Linked DNA regions of Homo sapiens: region 2 is linked to region 1. A link is a loop called in an ENCODE intact Hi-C map of the cell type or tissue named here. Cell type or tissue: PC-9. All regions are shown on one strand. Each heading gives the region's core, and the rest is flanking DNA. Links, peaks and the distances in the headings are about the cores only. Region 1 holds the start of AANAT (aralkylamine N-acetyltransferase). Region 2 has its middle 22 kb from the start of SNHG20.

Region 1 (8,595 bases), core at 591-8,590:
ACTGCTTGAAGGCAAAGTGGAAAAGCCAGAGGGCCTCCTTGGCAGCATGTAAAGAAACTCGCCTCCTGAAGTTAAGGAACAGAGAGAAGTCAGCATGGCAGAGCCTGAGAGCAGGTTGAATTCCCAACCTTAATGAGTCAGCGATACAGAGGAGGCCCCTGGGGAGAAGCGGGAGCCATCCAGGGACAGAGGTTAGTGCCCCTCCTTCCTTGGGGACAATGCCTCTTCCTTAGGAGACATGTACTACCCCCTTCCCAACCCTGAGTATATACTGCACCTCCTCTTCTTGCACTGGGCCAGTAACTAGGGCTAAATCGCAACCTCACCTACTGGTGAAGTGCTGGGTCGGCTAAGGGAGGAAGGAGGCTCTGTCCTGAAGGAGCTGCAGGTCCCAGCCAGAGCCAGGAGAGTGGGGACTGGAATCAGAGGATGCTGGCTGGGCCAAGGGGATCAGAGCATAAAGTTGGATAAGGAACGTGTGTTGGTATGGGAGCTCTTTTCCCTGTTACAGAATTTATCACCCTGGCAAGGACCCTGGTACTTGGAAGCTTGGAGAAAGTGATTCAGGGCTCTTACCCGCAGTGGGCAGGACTGCTGACGGCTCCCAGCTGGATTTTCCTGCAACTGCCCTCAATGAAGCAAGCTGTTCCACCCAAGGTTGATGCAGGACAAAGAGGTGGGTCCAGAAGGGCTTCCCAAGTCTGAAGCTCCTCGGGGGATGCGCCAAGGCCTCGGTTACAGCTGCACCATCACGGCTCAGCTTCCACTGTCCAGCCCTCTGCCCTGCTCCATGGTAGGGGTCGCTCATGAGACCTCTCCCCAATAAACTTGCCGCACACAGTTCTCCATCTCTCATCCCCCGGGGAGCCTGCCACGTGGTAGTACTCAGGCTGGAAAGGTAAAGACGATAACGCGAGATGTGCTCAGTGCCAGGTCTGTGGGGCAGACCTTTAGTGCAGGGGAGGAGTTGAGAGAGAAAGTGACCATCGAAACCACCAAAAAAATGCAGCCATTGCACAAGAGCCTGAAGAGAGGGCTATGCTTCCTGCACGCCGGGCCTCTCAACTGCTCTGCATGGAAAACCGGTATCTCAGAGGCATCGTCAAGGTGTCCCTGGGACATGGCCATGGGGCCCACTCCTTGGTCTGCCCCAAATGGGCTCCCTTCAGTCTGGGTGTGAAACTGGGCAGCTGACACACGGAGGGGAGGGGGTGTGTCTCCATGCGGGAAGCTCCCAGATTCCAGGTCCAGGGCTTCTGCACTGGGCCCGGTGGGGATGCTCACTGCCCCTGCACCAGGCTCTCCGGGGGTATCAGCAGCTGCAGCAGGCTCGGTGCCCGGGATGGGGTGGGGGCCGTGGGGAGGTTTTCTCCAACCCCCGGCCGTGGCAGCGAGTCAGTGTGCCTTTAATCAACGGCCTCTGCACTCCACCTCTCACTGTCACCATTAAGGCCATTCCTCTGCATCTGGCCTCTCCACCCATTTCTCCCTTCTGGAAGGATTCCTTTTTTTTTTTTTTTTGAGATACAGTCTTGCTCTGTGGCCCAAGTTGGAGTGCAGTGGTGCAATCTTGGCTCACTGCAACCTCTGCCTCCTGGGTTCCAGCAATTCTCCTGCCTCAGCCTCCCGAGTAGCTGGGATTACAGGCACCCACCACCACGCCCAGATCATTTTTGTATTTTTAGTAGAGACGGGGTTTCACCATGTTAGCCAGACTGCTATTGAACTCCTGACCTCGAGCTATCCACCCACCTCAGCCTCCTAAAGTGCTGGGATTACAGGTGTGAGCCACCGTGCCCGGCCTTTTCTGGAAGGATTCTTAAAGGTCATCGGAGCCTCCCTGTTGGCAGAATCTGAGATCTGTTCTCCATTCTTTGTGGCATTTCAGGCTCTATCTGCCCCATTTCTTGGACATTCTCCCCTGGGTTCTTCCCTTCTTGTGGCTTCACCTGTGTTCCTGTTAATAACTCCTTTCCCTGCTAACAGTGGACATCCCAAAAGCTTGGTTCTCAGCTTTCGTGTGGTGATACACATCCTCTCAGAACCTTTTTTACTGTCATGATATCAGTTATCCGCTCAATAACTGTCGTCATCATCCTCACCACATCTGATTAGGAGTGGGATGGGGGCTCTGATGGGTCAGAGGTGAGGCTCTACCAGGGCAGGTGGGGAGTTAGGTAGCATGGTCCCTGGCAGTTCTCTGTGTGCCCTGGACAACCCCTCTCCAAACTGCTATAGAATATTCTGGAGTCCTGCCTGGGTGCGGTGGCTCACGCCTGTAATCCCAACACTTTAGGAGGCTGAGGCAGGTGGATCACCTGAGTTCAGGAGTTTGAGACCAGCCTGACCAATATGGCGAAAGCCCATCTCTAGGAAAAATAAAAAAAATTAGCCAGGCATGGTGGTGTGCGCCCGTAATCCCAGCTACTTGGGAGGCTAAGGCAGGAGAATTGCTTGAACCTGGGAGGCGGAGGTTGCAGTGAGCCGAGATTGTGCCATTGCACTCCAGCCTGGGCCACAGAGCAAGACTCTGTCTTAAAAAAAAAAAAAAAAAGAATATTCTGGAGTCTTGAAGTGGAAGCCCAGTCACAGACCATGATTTTCATGGGACCGAAGAGCCTTTTGGGAGAAAACTGAACCCCATCTGGCATTTGAAATGTGTAAATCTGTCTGGGAGATCGAAAGAGGCCAGGCTGGGTGGAGAGACAGGGGGACCCCTGAGGGGAGCCATCATGGGTGAGGCAGGGTGGCATGGTACACACTGGGCAGGGAGTCGCGGTGGGTGAGTTGTGGATACAGGACTTTCAAGGGAGCTGCTGCTGGAGGGAGAGGCTGGGAACAAAGAGCCTCGGCCTCCCAAAGTGCTGGGATTACAGGCATGAGCCACGACGTCAAGCCATTTCTGTGGTTTACAGTCATCCAGTTTGTGTATCATCTGTTACAGCACCCCTGGGAAACATACAGATGCCAGCTTCTCCCTGTCTGTATCTATATATTTTTTTTTTTTGAGATAGCAGTTTCACTCTTTTTGCCCAGGCTGGAGTACAATGGCACGATCTTGGCTCACTGCAACCTCTGCTTCCTGGGTTCAAGCAATTCTCCTGCCTCAGCCTCCCAAGTGGCTGGGATTACAAGCGCCCACCACCACACCTGGCTGATTTTTTGTATTTTTAGTAGAGACGGAGTTTCACCATATTGGCCAGGCTGGTCTCGAACTCTTGACCTCAGGTGATCCACCCGCCTCAGCCTCCCAAAGTGCTGGGATTACAGGCATGAGCCACCGTGCCCGGCCTTGCCCATCAGGTTAGGTGTTTATCAGCTGTCTAGAGTGACTGAACAGGTACGACTTGGGGGGCAAAGGACACATTCTCCCCCCCATCCCCAAGATCCACCTGAGAGGCAGTCACCAGAGGCGTTGCCAGCACTCTTAACTGCAATAGCAGGACAAGACTGGGCATCTGATAAACAGTGCAATCGGTGTCCCTGGCGTGAGGATGATCTCGGAGGTGCTTCTTTTTTAGAGCCCACCTGAGGTCAGGATTTTTTTTTTTTTTTTTGAGACAACATCTTGCTCAGTTACCCAGGCTGGAGTGCAGTGGCTCATCACTGCAGCCTGAACCACCTAGGCTCAAGTGATCTTCCCACCTCAGCCTCCCAAGTAGCTGGGGCTACAGGTGTGTGCCACCATGCTTGGCTGATTTTTAAATTTTTTGTAGAGACAGGGGTCTTGCTATGTTGCCCAGGCTGGTCTCAAACTCCTGGGCTCAAGTGATCCTCCTGCCTTGGCCTCCCAAAGTGCTGGGATTACAGGTGTGAGCCACTATGCCCAGCCCCAGGGATCTCCTTCTCTCTGTACCCATCACCCTGTTGGGCCCCTCACCCTCCTTATTTTCCTTCTCATTGGTGGTGGTATGTGGTTTTCTTCCTGTTGACCAGGACAAAGGTCCCAGCGATCACCCTGCCCTCCCCTGTCTCCTCTCCTGTCCCACAAGGGTTTGAACTTCCCAGTTTCACCATGTTTAACATACCGCCTCATCTTTAAAAAAAATTTATTTTTATTTGTATTTTTTTGAGACAGGGTCTCGCTCTGTCGCCCAGGCTGGAGTGCAGTGGCGAGTCACTACAGCCTCGACCTCTCCGGCTCAAGCCATCCTCCCGTCTCTGTCTCCCAAAGTGCTGGGATTACAGCGGTGAGCCACTGTGCCTGGCTTACTGCCTCATCTTGTTCCCTGAGGTTCTAGACCTCTAGGGTGTTGTCCGGAAAGAACAGGGCCATGTGGAAGTCAGCAAAGAGAGAGGCCGATTGAACAGCAGGCTCTTCTCAGGCATCGCCAAGTGACTGATTAGGATTGGCCACCAGGGGGTGCCATGGAGCCACAGTCTATGAAGGGACAGAAGAGGCCTTTTGGGGGACCCTGGAGGTTGAAGGTGGGGATGCCCAGCTGAGGTCTTGGACATGACCACCCCACCAACCAAGCCCAAGGAGGTCTCTGGTCGGTCCTGAGAGGTCTGTTGAGGGTCCCTTCTAGCAGGCAGGTGGGCCTCAGAGTGCAGAGGGGCCCTGGGAGAAGGGGACCCAGAGACAGGAGGAATGCATGTGGTGGGTGGGCGGGGGCATCGGGACGGGGTCACTCCACGGTCAGGGGCTGTGTCCCAAACCGTATGGGTAGGAACAGGAGCTTCCTCTGCGGGGGGGTCGAAAGAGTGCACCTGTGAGGACACTGAAAACCAGCAGGAGAATCATGAAGACAGGAAACAGGAGTCTCATTGTGAGATGAGTGGGTCCCACCAGTGCAGCCGTGGCAGTGCATGTCAGGAGGCTGACCCGGCTTTGCCCCTCCCCCTTCACTTGTTGGATGGCTCTGAGCAGGTTACTGAACCTGTCTGTGCCTCGGTTTCCTTCTCTATAACGTGGTTAATACTCATTTGGCCGGGCTTCCGTGTGGATTAAAGGAGACGCGTATCCAGGGCCCGGCACATAGCAAGTGCTGTAAGCAGTGGCACTCACAGGCTGCCAGGACAGGAAGGACCCTCAGAGGTCCGTCCCAAGCTGTGTGGGTAGGAGCAGAAGCTTCCTCTGCAGGGGGTCAAAAGAGTGCACCTGTGAAATCCAACCTCCAGGACCCCCAGGAGCCCGAGATGGACACAGGATCTGCACTGCTGGGTGGGGCGGAGAGGCAGGTGCTGGCGAGAGAAGAGCTAAGGGGTGCAGGATGGGGTGTGAGCTGGAGGGCAGGGGGTAGTCAGAGCCAACAGGGAGAGGGGCCTGCATCCCGAGGGAATGCCAGCACCAAGTGCCAAGGCCTGGGCAGCCCTGGGAATGGGTGGAGCCAAGGTCAATAGCAGAGAGCTTTGTAGTTGAGATGTTTGGTAGGGCAACCTCCTGAATATTTAAATATTTAATTAAATTAAATATTTAAATAAACTTGAAGTAGAACGTACTTAAAGTGCACAAATTGGTAGCTTGAATTCCCACCCCCTCCCCCCACATAAGAGGTGGGCTTGTCCAAGACTCCGAGGGACAGAGGGAGAATCGCTGGTGCCCAGCCAGTCGGTGACAGAGCAGGGATTAGAGATGGACCCCTGAGGCTTAGCCCCACGCTCTCTTCCCCAAACCCTGGGGCCTCAGTCAGCCTCTGGTAATCCCTTCTGTGCCCAGGGCACCAGAGCTGACGTTTCCCTTCAGCAAGGCAGGGGCCGAGGCTGCCAGAGCCCTGCTGGCGTCATCCTGCCTGGGATAGCTCGAGAGGTGGGGTGGGGGGATTACAAACCTCTAACAGCACCACAGGCTGCCCGGGGAACATCTGCTACTACAGCCTTGCAGCCCGGAGTCCCGGATTTTACTGGTTCCCGTGCCTGCGGACAGGCCCCCAGGGCTAGCGGCTTTGTGGAGGGAACACTGGGTATCCTCTCCACAGTCCAGGTAGGTGGGACCCCCACTCCTGGCTCTCAGCCTTTAGGAACAGGAGCTTCTCTACTTGGAGCTTCTAGACATGGAGGGAAACATGGAAGCCATGGAGTTTATTAAGTGTCTTGGAAGGTGGAGGGAGGGATGGCCTCCTCTAAGAACTGCAAATCTGCAGGGTGTCTTGGGAGACAAGAGTGCCCAGAGGGGAATGTCTGATGAGCTGGATGTGTGGGGCAGGGGGTGTCCTATGCACTCTCCTTGCCTGCTCCTCCCCATTCCCCAGGCCCTCTGCAGCCCCCGGCTCCCTCTAACCTCCCCACCCCCCACCACAAATCCTGCATGTGTGTGGCCCAGTCTGAGGCCATCTGGATAGAAGTAGAGGCTCCCTAAGGGCCCACTTTGATTAAGGGGCTCTCTAGGACCAAGGGCTGAGGCTACCTAAAAAGCTCTCTGCCACAGGATCTTGCACCCAAAGGACCAGAAGCCTCCCTCTGGGGAGGTAAGATAAACCACATGAATGGTGGTGTGGGGGAACCGGGCGCCCACCCACTGCACAGTTGCATTAGACGTGGTCAGTGGAGGGTCACGAGTCCTGCCTCCCCTCCCACCGTGGGCAGCAGGGTTGGGGTGCCCCAGGCTCCACTGAGCCCTGCTCATCCCTGCCACCATCTCTGGGGCTCAGAAGCACCCAGACGGCACCCTGAGACCAATGTCTGCAGGTCTGCAAGGTGGCAAACCTCCAGGGATCCTTCTGGCTGAGAGGGAAAGGTGGGGAGACAGTGCCAATGTTTGCAATGCCTGGTAACAGCCTCGGGGACCAGGTACCTGGGGAATGTGCCCATTGATTTAGGGGCTGTCTCCACCCCAGTTCCTGCTACAAAAGAGGCCAGATACATACTCTGGGGCCTGCCTCCCTGGAGATGAGGATGAGACCCCTGTCCCTTGCTGTTCTCCAACAGGTGCTGGGAGGCCCTCCTTGGCTTAGGAGGACACTTCCAAAGCTGGGGCGCCCCAAGGAGGCACCAGTGGCCAGAATGTCCACGCAGAGCACCCACCCCCTGAAACCTGAGGCCCCACGTCTGCCACCTGGGATCCCCGAGTCCCCGAGCTGTCAGCGGCGCCACACACTCCCTGCCAGTGAGTTTCGCTGCCTCACCCCGGAGGACGCTGTCAGCGCCTTTGAGATCGAGCGTGAAGGTGAGTGGCCCCGCACAGGGTCAGAGGGATGCTCCACTCTGGTCCAGTTATCCTGTGGGGAGGAGACCCTTAGTCTCCTGTCCTTGGAGGCTGGGTCCCAGAGTATCAGACCATGTGTGCGCTCAAGAAAGTGGGGGAAACAGCAGCCCTAACCCCCATTTTCCTGTGGGGAACGGGGCATCTGAGTGGACACTCGGGGTGCAGCAGACAGTGGACGCGAGGCACAGCGACTACCAGTCACCCACCTGAGCCTCCTGCCACAGCCTTCATCTCCGTCTTGGGCGTCTGCCCCCTGTACCTGGATGAGATCCGGCACTTCCTGACCCTATGTCCAGAGCTGTCCCTGGGCTGGTTCGAGGAGGGCTGCCTTGTGGCCTTCATCATCGGCTCGCTCTGGGACAAGGAGAGACTCATGCAGGTGAGGACAGGGCTGCGACGCCCAGCTCCAGGGAGGCCTCTGAAGACAGAGGTCAGCCAGATGGCGGGGAGGGGAGCCCAGGGGCTGGGATTTCTTCCTCCAGAACTGGAGAGATGAGTACAGGCCACAGGCCCCTCCCAGAGCAAGACCTTCTGGGTCTTCAAGTTTTCTCCATGGGGTTGGGGGTATGGCTCCCAATTTGGGGCCCTCCTTTGCTGGGGTGGGTGCCCTGACCACAGGCACCCAGGGGACACCTGCTCCCTGCCTGGGTTGGTGGTTGGGGGGGAGCACGTGTCAGCAGAAGTGACCTGGGATCTCATCCCTTGCTCGCTCCCAGGAGTCACTGACGCTGCACAGGTCTGGGGGCCACATAGCCCACCTGCATGTGCTGGCCGTGCACCGCGCCTTCCGGCAGCAGGGCAGGGGCCCCATCCTGCTGTGGCGCTACCTGCACCACCTGGGCAGCCAGCCGGCCGTGCGCCGGGCCGCGCTCATGTGCGAGGACGCGCTGGTACCCTTCTATGAGAGGTTCAGCTTCCACGCCGTGGGCCCCTGCGCCATCACCGTGGGCTCCCTCACCTTCATGGAGCTCCACTGCTCCCTGCGGGGCCACCCCTTCCTGCGCAGGAACAGCGGCTGCTGAACTGGGCTGCCCACCTGGCTGCCAACATGATCCCCGTCTCTGCCCTGGGCTCCTCTTAGCTCAGCTGAGCATGGAGACAGCAGTTTCCAGAGAGTGGAGAGAGCAGGGCTAAATAAAGAGGAGATAAGGTGGCTTCTCACGGCCTGAGCTGGAGTGGTGTGTCTTGTCTGTCCCCACGAGGCCTCTGGACCTCCTGTGTTCTGAACTCTGTACCTGAGACCGGGCTGGGTTGGTAAGCGGGGACAATGGGAGGTGCTGTGGGGTTCCTGGCTCCTTTCCTCCTGGCAGGTGGGCAAAGGCACCAAGGCGGCATCCTCACAGTAGCCCATTGCTCGGTGGGGGGGGGGGGTGTCCTTATTCTCCCCAGCCTCATGGATGCCGCTTCCCACCCTTAGCCCCTAGGGTGGGGGAGAGTGGGGAGCAGCAGGA
Region 2 (9,240 bases), core at 551-8,550, 600 kb after region 1:
TAGAGACGAGGTTTCTCCATGTTGTTCAGGCTGGTCTCGAACTCCCGACCTCAGGTGATCTGCCCGCCTCAGCCTCCCAAAGTGCTGGATTACAGGCATGAGCCACCATGTCTGGCCTGTTTATTTAGTTTTTGAGACAAGATCTTGCTCTGTTGCCCAGGCTGGAGAGCAGTGGTGGGATCATAGCTCACTGAGGGCTGGGTGTGATGGCTCACGCCCCTAATCCCAGCACTTTGGGAGGCTGAGGCGGGTGGATCATTTGAGGTCAGGAGTTCAAGACCAGCCTGGCCAACATGGTAAAACCCGTCTCTACTAAAAATACAAAAAATTAGCTGGGTAGGGTGCTGCACACCTGTAATCCCAGCTACTGGGGAAGCTGAGGCAGGAGAATGGCTTGAACCTGGAAGGGGGAGGTTGCAGTGAGCTGAGATCACACGACTGCACTCCAGCCTGGGCGACAGAGTGAGACTCCACCTCAAAATAAATAAATAAATAAACAAACACATATATACATACATACATACATACATACATACATACATACATACATACATACATAGCTCCTTGTGGCTTCGAGCTTCCAGACTCCTGCCTGAGCCTCTGGAGTGGCTGCGATTACAGGCTCAAAAGGTCCTCGGCTCCAGCCATCTTGCTTCGGTCAGACCTGCATCAAATCCCAGTCTTTCCCATCCTTTCTCAGTTGGTGACACATTGATGAACTTCCTATATGATCAGGATCCACCAGGGATGGCGCACAGCTGCAATAGAGCAGTATCTGTCAATTGCCATTGAACCCCAAGGCCAACCCTGCCTGTTGAAGTGTGTGTCACTTGGATGCTGGGGAGAAATTGTGCTTTATCTGTAAAGCTGGAACACCTTTCCTCTAAACAGCAAATGATTGTTCACGATACCCAATTATTTCTTTCTAAATAATTATTTTTTTCTAATTTACTTTTGAAGCATAATGTACATACATTGACATGTACATATCTTTTGTTGTTGTTGTTGTTGTTGAGATGGAGTCTCAGGCCGGGCGAGGTGGCTCACGCCTGTAATCCCAGCACTTTGGGAGGCCGAGGCGGGCGGATCACGAGGTCAGGAGATCGAGACCATCCTAGCTAACATGGTGAAACCCTGTCTGTACTAAAAAATACAAAAAATTAGCCGGGCGTGGTGGCGGGCGCCTGTAGTCCCAGCTACTCGGGAGGCTGAGGCAGGAGAATGGCGTGAACCCGGGAGGCAGAGCTTGCAGTGAGCCGAGATTGCGCCACTGCACTCCAGCCTGGGCGACAGAGCCAGACTCCGTCTCAAAAAAAAAAAAAAAAAAAAAAGAATCGCCTGAACCCAGGAGGTAGAGGTTGCAGTGAGCTGAGATCATGCCACTGCATTCCAGCCTAAGGGACAGAATGAAACTCCGTCTTGAAAAAAAAAAAAACCGGGTGCAGTGGCTCACACCTGTAATCCCAGCACTTTGGGAGGCTGAGGCGGGCAGATCACTTAAGGTCAGCAGTTCAAGACCAGTCTGACCAACAAGGTGAAACCGTGTCTCTACTAAAAATACAGAAAATACAAAAATTCGCCAGGTGTGGTGGCATGAGCCTGTAATCCCAGCTACTCAGGAGGCTGAGGCACAAGAATCACCTGAACCCCAGAGGTGGAGGCTGCAGTGAGCCAAGATCGTGCCACTGCACTCCAGCCTGGGCAACAGAGCGAGACTCTGTCTCAAAAAAAAAAAAAAGAAAAAAAAAAGAAACAGGGTCTTGCCGTGTCATCCAGGCTGGAGTGCAGTGATTCAAACATGGCTCATTGCAGCGTCGATCTCCTGGGCTCAAGCAGTATTCCTGTCTCAGCCTCCTGAGTAGCTGGGACTACAGGCACTGACACCACAGCCAGCTAATTTTTTTATTTATATTTTTAGTAGAGATGGGGTCTCGCTGTGTTGCCCAGGCTGACGTTGTACTTTTGGTCTCAAGTGATTCTCCTGCCTTGGCCTTCCAAACTGCTGGGATTACAGGTGTGAGCCACCATGCCTGGCTGGCTTCTAGATTTTGAATCTCTATGTTGGAATTCAAAATAAACTTCGTTTGGCCAAGCAATTATTCTCTGCCTGTCTTCCTCTGGCTCCAGGTTTCAAAGACCCCTGAGGACAGAGAACTTCAAAAGGACCTCTGAATTTTGACCCTCAGGCCTCACCTTGGCACTAAGGCAGAGAGTGACAGGCCCTGAGGGGAGGGCCAGCGATCAGACAGCTTTGTCTAGGACATGGGATTGGAGAAAAGTCATGATATGTGAGTATAGTAATTTCCTGTTGCTACTGTAACAAATTGGCCACAACTTCAGCAGCTTAAAACAACACAAATGTATTAATTAGTTCACAGGTCGGAAGTCCAGGTTGGCTTGGCTAGTTTCTCTGATCCAGGTTTTATAAGGTCAAAGTCAAAGTGTCAGCCAGGCTGGGTTCTTATCAGGAGGTTCTAAGAAGAATCCATTTCCAACACCATCAGTTCCTTGAAGTGGCAGGATGGGGATCCTCTCTGTGCTGGCTGTGAGCCGGGGTCACTCTGTCCTAGACGTAGGCAAGCAAGCCCAGCCGCAAAGAACCCCGCTGCACTTTACTTAAACTACAGCTTCCCAACCCATTTTAGCCATGGAGCTCTTTTTTCACATAACCTCTCTCTCTCTCTCTCTTTTATTTATTTATTTATTTTTTTGAGACAAGGTCTTGCTCTGTCCCCCAGGCTGGAGTGCAGGGGTGTGATCACAGTTCACTGTGGCCTCCCAGGCTCAAGCAATCTTCCTGCTTCAGCCTCCCATGTAGCTGGGACCACAGGCACGCGTCACCACACCCAGCTAATTTTTATATTTTTTGTAGAGATGGGGTCTCGCCATGTTGCACAGGTTGGTCACAAACTCCTGGGCTCAAGCAATCTGCCCTCCTCAGCCTCCCAAAGTGCTGAGATTATAGGCGTGAGCCACCACGCCCAGCCCATAATCTTTTTTTTTTTTTTTTCCAAGATGGAGTCTCGCTCTTGTCGCCCAGGCTGGAGTGCAATGGCACAATCTCAGCTCACTGCAACCTCTGCCTCCCGGGCTCAAGCGATTCTTCTGCCTCAGCCTCCAGAGTAGCTGAGATTACAGGTACCTGCCAGCACGCCTGGCTCATGTTTGTATTTTTAGTAGAGATGTGGTTTTGCCATGTTGGCCAGGCTGGTATTGAACTTCCGACCTCAAGTGATTTGCCTGCCTCGACGTCCTGAAGTGCTGGGATTACAGGTGTAAGCCATTGCGCCCAGCCCATAATCTTTCCTAAGGTTCCGAAAGATATTAATATTTGGGGAAAAGTGAAATGGGAGCTTGTGCAATTTTTGTATCCCTAAAGTTTCATTGCTTCCTCTAAACTCTTTCTCACGACAATTTTAGCTCCCCTTCTCTTGTCCTAAGGTTTGGCTTTTGCACAGCTGGAGGGCATTTCTTGTACAGGGTGGGCTAACCAGGCCCAGGTCCTGCTTCAGCCCTGACTCCAAGGCTCTGATTCGTGACATCATGCAAGTTTCTGAGCCTTTCTGAACTTGGTTTCTTCTTCATTTTGTTTGTTATCTCAAGGGTGGTTGTGAGAACTAAATTGGGCAATGCACGCAAAATGCTTGGCCCATCATTTGCGATTGATAAATGTTACTCATCATTATGGGTTTTTTTTTAAGAACTAAAAAGTCTTCACTAACCTTCCCCTTTGCCTTTTTATCGCTGTCAACATCAGGTACCAAGAGCCTGTGAAGCATCTTACAAGGTGGCTGCAATTTTGGCTCAGGGAAACTAGATGTGGCCAGACTTGCACATAAATGACAATGGATGCTTCTCCCAAAGTTTCCAAAAATCTGGATGAACTAACCCAGAAGGATCCTGTCTGAATAAAGAACACTGCTCCAAGTGACCAGGAGGCCTCGATCTCTTTCTGCACTTATGGAGAGGGAAGGCTGTGCAGAAAGCTGCCCGTGGAAGGGACACACAGGTCCCTAATCTGACCCATAAGCATCCCACCCACCCCAGGGACCCACTGCAACCTGCTGCTGTGGCTCCCCACACACCTCCCTGGGCCTCCTTGACCTGACAGGTGAGCACTGCCTGACCCAGCAGCCTCTGGCCAGGTAGCCCCTGTGGGGAAGAGCTGCAGTTCTGGACAGCTGCCTGCTTCAAAATGGAGAGCCCAGGTGGCCTCCCCAAGGGCACCTTCTTCCTCTTTCTAAGTCAGAGCCAGCTAAGATGAATTTCTCTTGTACATGGTGGGCAAACCAGACCCAGGGCCAGTTTTGGGCTCTGTGTCCAAGACACTGATTTGTGACATCAGGTAAGCCTCTGAACATTTCTGAACTTGGTTTCTTCTTCACGTGAAAGCTCCTGGGCTTTCAAACCTCCATCCTCCCTGAATAGTGACTTTTGCCCCTGCCTTGTCCCTCACAGACACAGCTGGCTGCGGCGTCCTCCCTTTCCCCTCCCAAGGGGGCCGCCCTGCCTCTGCCCACCATGGGCATGTGGCCATTGCCGCTGGTTTAGACTTGGTCCAGCCTCAGTCTTGACTGCCATCTAGTGGCTCCCAGACTCCTGCTGGGATTCAAGTTCTCTGGTGAGAACTAAACTGATTTTTGTATCTTGCCCAAATTCCTAAGGGGTCTGGGAGTCATGACCTATAAATCAAAAATTCTCATCAGATGGGTTTTATTTAACCCTATATATTGTGATTTACTTTCCAACCTGACTCTGGCATAACATTACGAGACAAGGAAGAAAATCAAAATACTTTACCCCAAAACATGTTTCTTTGCCATATCTTGAAATGGCCCTGCAAAGCTGTCCTTTGTGGGGGAAAATTTGCATCTGTAAAGAATCTCTATTAACATAGCTAGCTCTTTTTCTTCCAGGCCCTCCCAATCCGAAACAGATTAACTAAAGCATCTTTTAGGTCCGGCGGGCATGATGGCTCACACCTGTAATCCCAGCACTTTGGGAGACCGAGGCAGGCAGAGCCCTTGAGGTCAGGAGTTCAAGACAAGGCTGGCCAACATGGTGAAACCCCGTCTCTACTAAAAATACAAAAATTAGCTGGACGTGGTGGTGCACGCCTGTAATCCCAGCTACTCAGGAGGCTGAGGCAGGAGAATCGCTTGAACCTGGGAGGTGGAGTTTGCAGTGAGCTGAGATCGCGTCACTGCACTCCAGCCTGGGCAACAGAGACTCCGTCTCAAAAAAACAAAACAAAAAAACCAAACACTATTTGTTAGATTTAGGGCCCACCTTTAGCATGACCTCGTTGTGAACCCAGAAGTACCTGAGAGACATCTCAATCAATTTGGAAAGTTTATTTTGCCAAGGTTAAGGACGCACCCGTGACACAGCCTCAGGGGGTCCTGACAGCATGTGCCCAAGGTGGCTGGGGCACAGCTTGGTTTTACACATTTTAGGAAGACATGAGACATCAATCAATATGTGTAAGATGTATGTTGATTCGATCTGGAAAGGTGGGACAACTTGAAGCAAGGGGCTTCCTGATTATAGGCAGATAAGAGAGAAACAGTTGCATTCTTTTAGCCTCTGATTAGCCACCTGATTACTGCATACACCATTTACCTGTGAGAGTAGTGTAACGGAATGGTCACTTATACCAGCGTCCAGCCTGGCTCAGTGAAACGATGGCGGCAAGGAAGCAGATATGCGTTTGCCTCAGGTGAGCAGAGGGTGACTTTGAGTTCTGTTTGTCCTTTGTCTACCGAATTTTCGTGTGGGAAAATTGTGAGAGAGGTGTGTAGCTTTTTTTTTTTTTTTTTTTTTTTTAAATCTTTGCAGTTCCCAGCCTTTGGCTTAGTGATTTCAGGGTCCCAAGATGTATTTGCCTTTTACATCATCTTTTTCTTTCTTTCTTTCTTTCTTTTTTTTTTTTTTTGAAACAAAGTCTCACTCTGTTGCCCAGGCTGGAGTGTAGTGGTATGATCTCAGCTCACTGCAACCTCCGCCTCCCAGGTTCAAGCGATTCTCCTGCTTCAGCCTCCTGAGTAGCTGGGATTACAGGCTTGCGCCACCACATCCAGCTAATTTTTTATATTTTTGGTAGAGATGGGGTTTTACCATGTGGCCAGGCTAGTCTGGAACTCCTGACCTCAAGTGATCTGACCACCTTGGCCTCCCAAAGTGCTGGGATTACAGGCGTGAGCCACTGTGCCCAGCCTACATCATCTTCATTACAGCTGCAAAGACCCTTTTACCAAGTAAGTCACATTTACAGGTACCAGCGATTAGGACTTGAACATATCTTTTGGAGGATACTGTTCAGCCCAAATCAGCCCTAAAAGACAGACCACTCAAGCCCCTCAGCTGAGTGGCACCTCCTCTTGGGCAGTGGATACGGGAGAAGATGCTCTCACACTGGCCTCTGAGGGACCAGTGTCCAGACAATTATTCTGAGTGTGAAAGAATGTTCTAGAAAGCCAGGCTGTCTTGGGTAAAGTGGTTAGCCTTAAATATGTAAAGGAAATGTTTACCAGATTAGCTCCAGAGCCCCTGGGAAGACAACAGCCAGGCAGTCAGGGATGTGCTGGCCAGGGGAAGATGTTGGATTCATCCAGGGCATTGGGGATAGCCAGAGCAGGGCCCCACAGTCTGGAGGATCTGGTGCTGAATGAGCAGTACCAGAGGGAAGGCTGCTGTCCCCTCCCCAGTCTCCCGGCCTGCTGCATCCCAACAGGTATGAGTCAGGTGGGTGGGGTGGATGCTAGAAGAAGCATGAGAAATCTTGGCCGAGTAAAGCTCACCCTGTTTCAACCTCATCTCTCTTAAACCAAGGTCATGCTCAGCCACACTGGGGAAACTGAGGCAGCCTTCTGCACTCTCCAGACCACAGGGGCTTTTTCAATAACTGTTTGGTTTCCTGTGGCTGCCATAACAAAGTAACAATAACTGAGTAGCTTACACAACAGAAATTTCTTCTGTCACCACTCTGGAGGCCAGAAGTCCAAGATCAAGGTGTCAGCAGGGTTGGTTCCTTCCACGGTTTCTGAGGGAGGCAGCTGCTCCCCGACTCTCTCTTTGGCTTATAGATGGCATCTTCTCCCTGTGTCTCTGCACATCAGCTTCCCTTTATGTGTATAACTGTGTCAAAATTTTACTTTTTTTTTTTTTTTTGAGACAGAGTCTCCCTCTGTCCCCCAGGCTGGAGTGCAGTGGCATGATCTTGGCTCACTGCAACCTTCGCCTCCCAGGTTCAAGCGAGTCTCTTGCCTCAGCCTCCCAAGTAGATGGAATTACAGGAGGCTGCCACCACACCCAGCTAATTTTTGTATTTTTAGTAGAGACAGGGTTTCACCATGTTGGCCAGGCTGGTCTTGAACCCCTGACCTCAAGTAATCCACCCGTCTCGGCCTCCCAAAGTGCTGGGATTACAGTGTGAGGTACAGTGCCTGGCCCAAATTTTACTTTTTTTTTTTTTTTTTTTTTTAGACAGAGTCTCGCTCTGTCGCCCAGGCTGGAGTGCAGTGGTGCGATCTCGGCTCACTGCAAGCTCCGCCTCCCGGGTTCACGCCGCCATTCTCCTGCCTCAGCCTCCCGTGTAGCTGGGACTACAGGTACCCGCCACCACGCCCGGCTAATTTTTTGTATTTTTAGTAGAGACAGGGTTTCACCATGTTAGCCAGGATGGTCTCGATCTCCTGACCTTGTGATCCGCCCACCTCGGCCTCCCAAAGTGCTGGGATTACAGGCGTGAGCCACCACGCCCGGCCTAATTTTACTTTTTATAAGGAAACTGGTCTTTGGATTAGAGCTCATCTTGATGACCTCATCTTAACTTGATTACTTCTGCAAAGACCCTATTTCCAAATAAGGGCAAGTTCTGAGGTCCTGAGGGTTAGGACTTCAACATATGAAAGACAGCAAGTGACACCTTTTCTCTGATGAGAACTGACCAGGAAGGTACAGGTGCTGCCCTCCAGCCAAGCACCACACCGTCAGACAGGCCTTCCACGAGGCTCTCATGAAATGCTGATCTGTGAGAATGTTCCAGGCAAATTAAATATCCAGCACCGAAGAAGCCAAGTGGCTTGGAAAAATGCATGTAAGGCTTCAGAAAAGACGGAGCAGTTGGACAGACAAGTGAGACAGCGCTAATTGGCAGCCACGTTTTGTTTTCTCCCCACAGCTGCCTCATGAAATTGTCAAACAACCGTACATGTTGAAGCCGTGAAATTAAAGACGTTAAAAAAACGGGCTAATGTTCTCAGAGACCACGCTTTAAAGACAGCTTTTGTTCCATATTCTGGGTTTTCTCAATCAGCAGAAAACACTGTGTCTCCAACTGACAGGGGCACAAAGAGATAAGAGGGAGACACCGTCATGAACATTTCTAGAGCAATTTTCTCTTCTATCTTATCACTGCCTTCAAGACACATTATTTTCATCTGAAGTGTGGTTCCAATTTGGGGAGTAAAAAAGCCTTTTCGTCTCTCTCATTCCTCTTTTTTTTTTTTTTTTTTTTCCTCTCTGTCTCCTGAGGGAAGCTTTGGGGAAGAACGTTCCTCCACTCTCCATGGTTTTGGAATCCCATAAAATATGCCAATGACTGGAGTGTTTTGGATTGATAAACGCCTTTCCAACCCACCATGCGGCTCCAGTACAAGCTGTCATGGCTACTATGCAAACCTGGTGCGGGGATGACCAACGTGGCTCACAGAAAGCAGGTGGGAGATGCAGACATGAAGAGGAGCCTGTCTGCCACTCTCTTTCCCCACTCCTCCCACCTCCCGAAAGCTGAGGGTGCTAAGGGCTGGGCAGATAGCTGTGGGGGTCCCATGTATGCCATTTTTTTTTTTTTTTTTTTGAGATGGAGTCTTGCTCTGTCACCCGGGCTGGAGTGCAATGGTATGACCTCAGCTCACTGCAATTGTGAGCTTCCCAGGTTCAAGTGATTCTCCTGCCTCAGCCTCCTGAGTAGCTGGGATTATAAGCACGCACCACCGCACCCGGCTAATTTTTGTGTTTTTAGTAGATATGGGGTTTCACCATGTTGGCCAGGCTAGTCTGGAACGCCTGACCTTATGATCCGCCCGCCTGGGCCTCCCAAAGTGCTGGGATTACAGGCGTGAGCCACCGCGCCCGGCCTCCATGTGCGCTTTATCCACCATTCCCTTCTCAGGCATTCCTCGCTTTCTCAAAGCCAAGGCCTGCATTTGTGTTTTCATCCGCCCATCACCAGTGACA

The links. A loop is a pair of places that touch in the nucleus more often than their neighbours do. Peaks named below come from ENCODE experiments on the same cell type or tissue, not always from the same donor. Only the 100,000 strongest peaks of a DNase experiment are listed, where the experiment ranks them.
Region 2: a loop joins it to region 1, with 7 times the contacts of the local background. A loop is called at or near these places in 3 of 110 quality-filtered maps.

Annotation. Positions count from the first base shown.
Region 1 is chr17:76,461,805-76,470,399 of GRCh38, forward strand. It overlaps AANAT (aralkylamine N-acetyltransferase), which reads left to right and starts at 5,799. Exons shown (of 4, transcript NM_001088.3): 1 at 5,799-5,923; 2 at 6,868-7,105; 3 at 7,369-7,523; 4 at 7,861-8,313. The coding sequence starts at 6,943. The coding sequence ends at 8,166. In PC-9, for the core only: CTCF peaks have their summits at 4,350 (motif pointing right) and 4,554; no DNase peak of the experiment used is centred there.
Region 2 is chr17:77,062,395-77,071,634 of GRCh38, forward strand. No RefSeq gene overlaps it. Among named protein-coding and RNA genes, the nearest start is that of SNHG20, 22 kb to the right of the region's middle. RefSeq lists a silencer at 4,393-4,687. In PC-9, for the core only: CTCF peaks have their summits at 4,584 (motif pointing left) and 4,786; a DNase peak (open chromatin) is centred at 6,727.